Linked DNA regions of Homo sapiens: region 1 is linked to region 2. A link is a loop called in an ENCODE intact Hi-C map of the cell type or tissue named here. Cell type or tissue: tibial artery. All regions are shown on one strand. Region 1 overlaps MRTFA (myocardin related transcription factor A). Region 2 overlaps ST13 (ST13 Hsp70 interacting protein).

Region 1 (4,000 bases), 400 kb after region 2:
CCTGGACAACATGGCGAAATCTAATCTCTACAAAAAATACAGAAATTAGCTGGATGTGGTAGCAAGTGCCTGTAGTCACAGCTTAGGAGGCTGAGGCAAGAGGATCGCTTAGCCTGGGAGCTGAGATTGTGCCACTGCACTCTAGCCTGGGCAACAGAGTGAGACCCTGCCTCCCTCACACCCCCACCCAAAAGGAATAGGAACTGTTTTCCAATAAATACAGTTCTTAATTTTACTTTCTTTCCTATCAGTGGATTAAAAGACAATTGCTATAAATTGTTAGAAATCAAAGAACCACTAGTCAGCATGGTACTACTCTGTTAAGATCATTCTCCTTTTGGTCATATATTAGCAGGACTATCATTTTATGAGCTTGCCCTCTTCCTGGGAGTAGATGTTTCTTTTTAACCTCTTTCTCTTGAAAGCAAACAAACAAGTGGCTGTGTTAGAAATGTTTTTAAATTTCTGGGCAACTTACCAAGAGACAGAAATGTTTACCAGTGGGAATGCAGTAGTGATTCCAGGGCAGATGAGGGTCTGGTTTGAGAGTGATCTGTCCTCCATCCCCACTCCTATTTTTTTTAACAATTTTTTTTTTTAACTAAAATTGTAGGTTTCAAGAAAATAGCACTTGTTTGCTTTTAAGTGGAGTGTTACACTATCAAAGACATTAAGTCTCAGTGGATACTTCATCAGTGAGTGAGTTTGGGTGGGGACTAAGGCAAGGGCAAATCCTCTCTCTCTGGGCCTTTATCATCTCTCATACGCTCTAGTCCATTTGGGAGTTACTGAAAGCTCTGTGTGATCATCTCTCAACTGCTGCCCCTGTGTGTCAAAGAAGTTTGGCTATGATCCACCCAGTGCCCCTTTCCAATAGGAGCCCAGAAAAGGCTTTCCCCAAACCTTGCAGTTGGCCCTCTGCCCCAGTCCGGTCAGTGCCCTCGGACTCCCGCTTCCGTCAGAGCTCAGTTGCAGGATATGGTGGTGTAACCCATTTGGTGATCGTTTCCTTATCTTTTCATTCTTTAAGAGGCAGAGAACCCTACCTAGTGAGATGATGTGTCCTCACTACAGGAATGTGACTGTGTAATTGTAGTTGAATCCCTAGTTTAAGTTGCATTTGATAAACATCACAGTGAAACATGTTTTCCAGAAGTGAGGCTGACCTGATCCCTAGAGTTGAAGCTGAGAGAAAATTGTGTTAGGTATGTGGCTTCAGGAATCTTCTCTTTTATCACAGGAGAAGGCACATCAGTCCCAGGCATTTTACGTTGCATTTGTGTCAACATCCTTGTCTCGCTTCTGCTGTTGTAGAGTGTGTTTCTACCTCAGTGATCAGTGACTAGCATAGAACCTCCTTCTTGGCCAGTTGCCAACAAATCCTTAAATAATACTCTGCAGTGAGTGGTGTGTTCATGTTCTGAGTGTATTCATGGTTCGGTCCGAAGAAGAATCCAACCATGAGCTGTGTTGAATAGGCCATAAAAAGTAGTCGTCATCATTTTTTTTTTTTTTTTTTTTTGAGACGGAGTGTTGCTCTGTTGCCCAGGCAGGAGTGCAGTGGGGCAATCTTGGCTCACTGAATCCTCTGCCTCCTGGGTTCAAGCAATTGCCTCGGCCTCCTAGGTAGCTGGGATTACAGGCGCCTGCCACCCACGCCCGGCTAATTTTTGTATTTTTAGTAGAGACGAGGTTTCACCATGCTCGAACTCCTGACCTCAGGTGATCCGTCCACCTCGACCTCCCCAAAGTGCTGGGATTACAGTCATGAGCCATTGTGCCTGGCTGAAAGTAGTCTTTTTGATATGAGTTCTTGTTACAGTTTGATGTCTAAAAAGTACAGCAGGTGTTAAGTTTCATTAATAATTGGTTATTGAAGAATCTGAGATATCCAAGGCTAACTTCTTATCAAGAGTAAAAGAAGGTTATAACGTCACTTGTAGGTACTACTCAACTATTTTACCTGAACAATACACATCTTAATCACATGCCCAAGGGGAGTCCTGATAGATAACTGATGATGGTGGTGATTTAAAAGTCTTCAGGCCAGGCGCGATAGCTTATGCCAGTAATCCCAGCACTTGGGGAGGCCGAGGCAGGTGGATCACGAGGTCAACAGATCAAGACCATCCTGGCCAACGTGGTGAAACCTCTGTCTCTACTAAAAATACAAAAAATTAGCTGGGTGTGATGGCACGCGCCTGTCGTCCCAGCTACTCGGGAGGCTGAGGCAGGAGAATCACTTGAACCTGGGAGGCAGAGGTGGCAGTGAGCCGAGATCACACCACTGCACTCCAGCCTTGGCTACAGGGTGAGACTCTGTCTCAAAAAAAAAAAAAAAAAAAAAAAAAACCAAAAAAAAAAAACTTCAGCCAGGTGGGATGTTATTTGCAGGAGGGCACAGGTGACCTGGAATTTGTATTCTAAACAGATCACTTAGACGTATTGATTATGGGGACTTCAGAAAGAGGCAGTAGCTTTTTTAAAAAAATTGGTTTGCACTTTGCCAAAAAGTATACTGGAGTGAAAATAGACTGATCCAGGGTCTTAGACTGGGCTGTGGTATGAAAGCTAGATATAAACATGCCTGGCCTATGTCAAAGAGAAGCCTAGAAGGTCAGATTCAAAATATTTGACCACTGGTATGTTAACCTTTTGGAATTCCCTGTGTCGATACTCGTGCTAAATGAGATTGTGTGCTCACCTGTCTCAGTCTTGAGCCTCTTTGACCATCAGTGGGTCAAGAGCAGGAGACGCTGGAACAGTTTGCACTCTTGGGAAGGAAAAGATTGAGCATCCTGCGTCTCCACTTCTTACATTCATTCTTGGGAGTTGGTCTTCCTGCTGGTTTGGGTGGGGGTGATAGCCGGTGCCAAAACGGGTGGTGGCAAGCGTGCATACCAAAACAGGATGTGTATGAAGAACCCTTTATGACTGCTAGTTTGGATCGTTGCTTGCCCCAGAATATGCAGTCCCTTCTCCACACCCCGCCACCCAAATGCTTTCATTGATTCACATGAACTTAATTTTGGTGCTCATTTATCATGGTCAGTCTCTCGAACTGTTGACAACTCTTTGGTTGATGGTCTTTGTTAAAGGATTTTTGTAGGCATTTTTAGTGTGTCAGCTAAAAACAGAAAGACAAAAAATGGAAGTCAAGCCCGGTCCAATTAGCTCTCAGCATTTGACTCCATATACCTGCTGTTTCTTCCAGAATGGTAATAAAGGAAAAAAGCTACATCAGTAACAGCCCTTAAACTTAACATAGCTTCTAGCAGATGGCAAAGCACTTTCATTTTAATGCTAATAATTACCCAGTGCAGCAGTTAGTATAATTGCCATTTTGCAGATGAGGCTACTGAGCCTCAGAGGGGTCATGGGACTTGCTGTAGGTTACACGGGCACTGAAAGATAGGCAGACCCAATCCGGGTTTTCTGGCTACAAACCCTGTGCTAATTCCTGAAAGTCACAGTTTATACTGGTTCTTGTCCACATTGGAATTTTTGTGATGACAGCCTGCTATGCTTTCGCCAAAATTTCAACTTTAAAAAATCTTTGAAAATTGAGGAGGCTGGGTGTGGTGGCTCAAGCCTGTAATCCCAGCACTTTGGGAGATTGAGGTGGGTGGATCACTTGAGGTCAGGTGGTTGAGACCAGCCTGGCCAATGTGATGAAACCCTGTTTCTACTTTAAAAAAAAAAAAATTAGCCAGCTGTGGTGGCAGGCGCCTGTAATCCCAGCTACTTGGGAGGCTGAGGCAGGAGAATCACTTGAATCTGGGAGATGGAGGCTGCAGTGAGCCCAGATTGCACCACTGCACTCCAGGCTGGGCGACAGAGTTAGACTCCATCTCAAAAATGAATAAATAAATACACTATTAAAAAAAAAAAGAAAATTGAAAACAGCATCAAAGCAGGATCCATAGTTGGTGAGATCAGGTGGTGGAAGTGTCATTTGTAAGCGCTTCAGTACAAGTGCTTTCAGGTTGCTGTTCATTTG
Region 2 (4,000 bases):
GGTTCACGCCCTTCTCCTGCCTCAGCTTCCTGAGTAGCTGGGACTACAGGTGCCCACCACCACGTCCGGCTAATTTTTTTGTGTTTTTAGTGGAGAAGGGGTTTCACCATGTTAGCCAGGATGGTCTCAATCTCCTGACCTCGTGATCCACCCACCTCGGACTCCCAAAGTGCTGGAATTACAGGCATGAGCCACTGCGCCCTGCCTTGGTTCTAATTTTTTAAGTAACAGGGAAGCAACCTAAAAATGGTTAACAATATATGGTTGAGTGAATAGATGAAGGTAGGCTGATAATGGTATATAATTTACAAGATACACAGCGTTGTTAAATGCAAAAGGCAAAGGATAGAGTTGTTTCATATATAGAGAGACTATCCTGCAATGGGATATACAAGAAACCACACTGGTTATTTATAGGATGGGAAGAAAGTGTTGCTTTCTATATGTCGTGCACTTTTAAATTCTTTGAATTTTCATTGTTTATTATTGTAATTCCACAGGTTCTTATTTGCAGTTCCAAAACTCAAAAACCCTTGTAAAGATTTTTACTAAATTTGGCAATAAAATATAATGTGAGTGGACATGAGGCTATTTATAATCTCTAAACTGTTTATTGTCAATGTTCAAACTTTATTTTGAACAGTTGTTTTTTTATTTTTGAGACACAGTCTTGCTCTGTCGCCCAGGCTGGAGTGCAGTGGCATGATCTCAGCTCACTGCCACCTCCGCCTCCCAGGTTCAAGTGATTGTCCTGCCTCAGCCTCCCAAGTGGCTGGGATTACAAGCGGGCACCACCACGTCCGGCTAATTTGTATTTTTAGTAGAGATGGTTTCACCGTGTTGGCCAGGCTAGTCTTGAACTCCTAACCTCAAATGATCCACCCACCCCAGCCTCCCAAAGTGCTGGAATTCCAGGCATGAGCCGCCATGCCTGGCCATATTTGACAGTTTATACATAGATTTGTAGAAATTAGTATAAATATTCGGTATGTTATTAAATACTGATAGTACTGTTTGTCTTCCCTTTGCTAGGAAGAAAAACCTGATAGTAAGAAGGTGGAGGAAGACTTAAAGGCAGACGAACCATCAAGTGAGGAAAGTGATCTAGGTGAGGAGACGGTAGTTAGTTTGTATTTGAAAACCTATGATGTGATACTTTGTTGATTTTTATTAAAGTGACTTAAATCAGCACTGTGTAATAGAAATATAATGGCACATATGAAACTTAGAATGTTCTAGTAGTCACATTTTAGAAAGTAAAAGGAAACATGAAATAAATTCAGATATTAATGGCATATTGGTTGAAATATTGACATGTGTAATCAATATTTTTTTTTGTTTTTTTGTTCTTTTTGAGATGGAGTCGTGCTCTTGTCACCCAGACTGGAGTGCACTGGCACAATCTCGGCTCACTGCAACCTCCACCTCCCAGGTTTAAGCCATTCTCCTGCCTGAGCCTCCCGAGTAACTGGGATTAGAGGAACCTGCCACCACACTCGGCTAATTTTTATAATTTTAGTAAAGACGGGCTTTCACCATGTTGGCAAGGCTGGCCTCGAACTCCTGACCTCGTGATCCACCCACCTTGGCCTCCCAAAGTGCTGAGATTACAGGCGTGAGCCACTGCACCTGGCCTCAATATTTGTTAATAATTTATTTTGCTTCTTTTTTTAATAGCATTCAAACTCCAAAGGGTATTTTACACATGTGGCACCCCTCAATTCAGGTTTTACATTTTCATTGATAATAAATCAGACTTCATAATGTTTGTATTAGAAAAAGTTGGGTTACATATTAAAGTTGTTCTAAGCATACTTAAAAAGTTTTCTTTTTTTTTTTTTTTTTCTTTTTTTGAGACGGAGTCTCACTGTGTCGCCCAGGCTGGAGTGCAGCAGTGTGATCTCAGCTCACTGCAGCCTCCACCTCCCAGGTTCAATCAATTCTCATGCCTCAGCCTCCCTAGTAGCTGGGACTACAGGCGTGTGCCACCAGGCACGGCTAATTTTTGTATTTTTTTTTTTTTGTAGAGACAGGGTTTTGCCATGTTGCCATGTTGGTCAGGCTGGTCTTGAACTCCTGATCTCAGGTGATCCACCTGCCTTGGCCTCCAAAGTGTTTGGGATTACAGATGTGAGCCACCATGCCCAGCCAAAAGTTTTCCCATAACTGAATTGAGTGCCAAAAAATAGTATTTGTTTAGTTCTTACAACCATGTTGATAAAACTGGTTCATATTTAGAAGAGTAGTTATCTGTGCTATGAGTTTGGTTGGTTTTTTGGCCACAAATTGACTAAATTTCTTCATGAATTTGGAAGTCTCTTATATCACAGAACCTGAAGAAAAGTACTTGAAATGTTTTAAATTTTGAATCAGTTTTTTTTTGTTGTTTTTTTGGGGTTTTTTTGGAAGACTTGAGTTTCGCTCTGCCACCCAGGCTGGAGTGTGGTGGCACAGTTTCGGCTCACTGCAACCTCTCCCTCCTGGGTTCAAGCGAGTCTCCTGCCTCAGCCTCCTGAGTAGCTGGGACTACAGGCGTATGCCACCATGCCTGGCTAATTTTTTTGTATTTTCAGGAGAGACAGAGTTTCACCATGTTGGCCAGGCTGGTCTCAAACTCCTGACCTCGGGTGATCTGCCCGTCTTGGCCTCCCAGAGTTCTGGGATTACAGGTGTGAGCCACCACGCCTGGCCTGAATCAAATTATCTTTGATATCATTAGAGGTCTTACATTCTACTGGCAGTTGTTTGAGTGCTAAATTGAAGATCTTTTACTTTTTATAAAATGCCTCTTTAGTCTTACTTTCTACCAGTTTCTAAAACTACAATAAATTTTTTAACCAACTCTCCACCTAAAAGTGTTTTCTTTTTTGTATACAAATCAAACTTTGATAGACAAGCTTAGTTGCTGTTAAAAAATGGATTAAAATTTTTTTACCGTGTTAAAGGGCATAAACTTTGAGCTATAATCTGAATAAATTCCAGAGATCCAGTATACAGCATGACTATAATACTGTATACTTGAAATTTGTTAAGAGACTGGATCTTCAGTGTTCTCACCAAAAACAAATAAATATGTGAGATGGATAGTTATTAATATGATGGGTGAGAATCATTTCATTATGTGAGGTGCAGTAAAGTGAAACACAATAAAATGAGGTATGCCTGAGGTCAGGCACGGTGACTCACACCTTTAATCCCAGCACTTTGGGAGGCTGAGGCGGGTGGACCACCTGAGGTCGGGAGTTGGAGACCAGCCTGACTAACATGGAGAAACCCCATCTCTACTAAAAATACAAAATTAGCCAGGTGTGGTGACACATGCCTGTAATCCCAGCTACCTGGGAGACTGACGCAGGACAATTGCTTGAACCTGGGAGGCAGAGGTTACGGTGAGCCAAGATTGCGCCACTGCACTCCAACCTCGGCAACAAAAGCGAAACTCCGTCTCAAAAAACGATATGCCTGTATGTTAAAACATCGCATTGTACACCATATACATATATGTATATATATAGTTTGTCAGTCATGCGTCAAGTTTTGTTGTTGCTGGACAGTAATTCTGATTTTAGGTGGGTGATTTTAAATTTTTTTTTTTTGACTAAGGAAACTTCTTATCAAATTAACTATTTGCAAATGTGTTCTTTTTAAATGATACGTGCGTGTGTGTGTGTATATATATATAAAACTCGTTTTCCACTTGCAACAAATTACAGTTGTCATTTAACTGACAACTGTTAAATGACAATTTGAAAAGCAAGATACTGCTTTTCATTCTTTACTGTTTTGGTTGTAAGTACTAGCTTTGGTCACTACTGTACATATGGAAACTAAATTTATTTTTAAATCTAGCCTTGGTACTTGATTCTGCATCAGTAGTAAGCCTTTATTTTAAAATTAAAACTTGTCCATGCTACTTTTAAAAATGAAAATAATTAGGGACCAGGTGCAGTGGCTCATGCTTGGAATCCTAGTGCTTTGGGAGGCCGAGGTGGGAGGATTT

What was found. Peaks named below come from ENCODE experiments on the same cell type or tissue, not always from the same donor. Only the 100,000 strongest peaks of a DNase experiment are listed, where the experiment ranks them.
Region 1: it touches region 2 in a loop (7-fold over the local background); 1 of 110 quality-filtered maps calls a loop at or near these places.

Annotation. Positions count from the first base shown.
Region 1 is chr22:40,450,328-40,454,327 of GRCh38, reverse strand. The region is part of intron 4 of MRTFA (myocardin related transcription factor A); the gene reads left to right. Among named protein-coding and RNA genes, the nearest start is that of MRTFA-AS1, 69 kb to the left of the region's middle. In tibial artery, no CTCF peak of the experiment used is centred here; no DNase peak of the experiment used is centred here; H3K27ac peaks cover 2,329 bases.
Region 2 is chr22:40,845,402-40,849,401 of GRCh38, reverse strand. It overlaps ST13 (ST13 Hsp70 interacting protein), which reads left to right. Exons shown (of 12, transcript NM_003932.5): 3 at 1,033-1,108. Among named protein-coding and RNA genes, the nearest start is that of ST13, 9.2 kb to the left of the region's middle. In tibial artery, no CTCF peak of the experiment used is centred here; no DNase peak of the experiment used is centred here.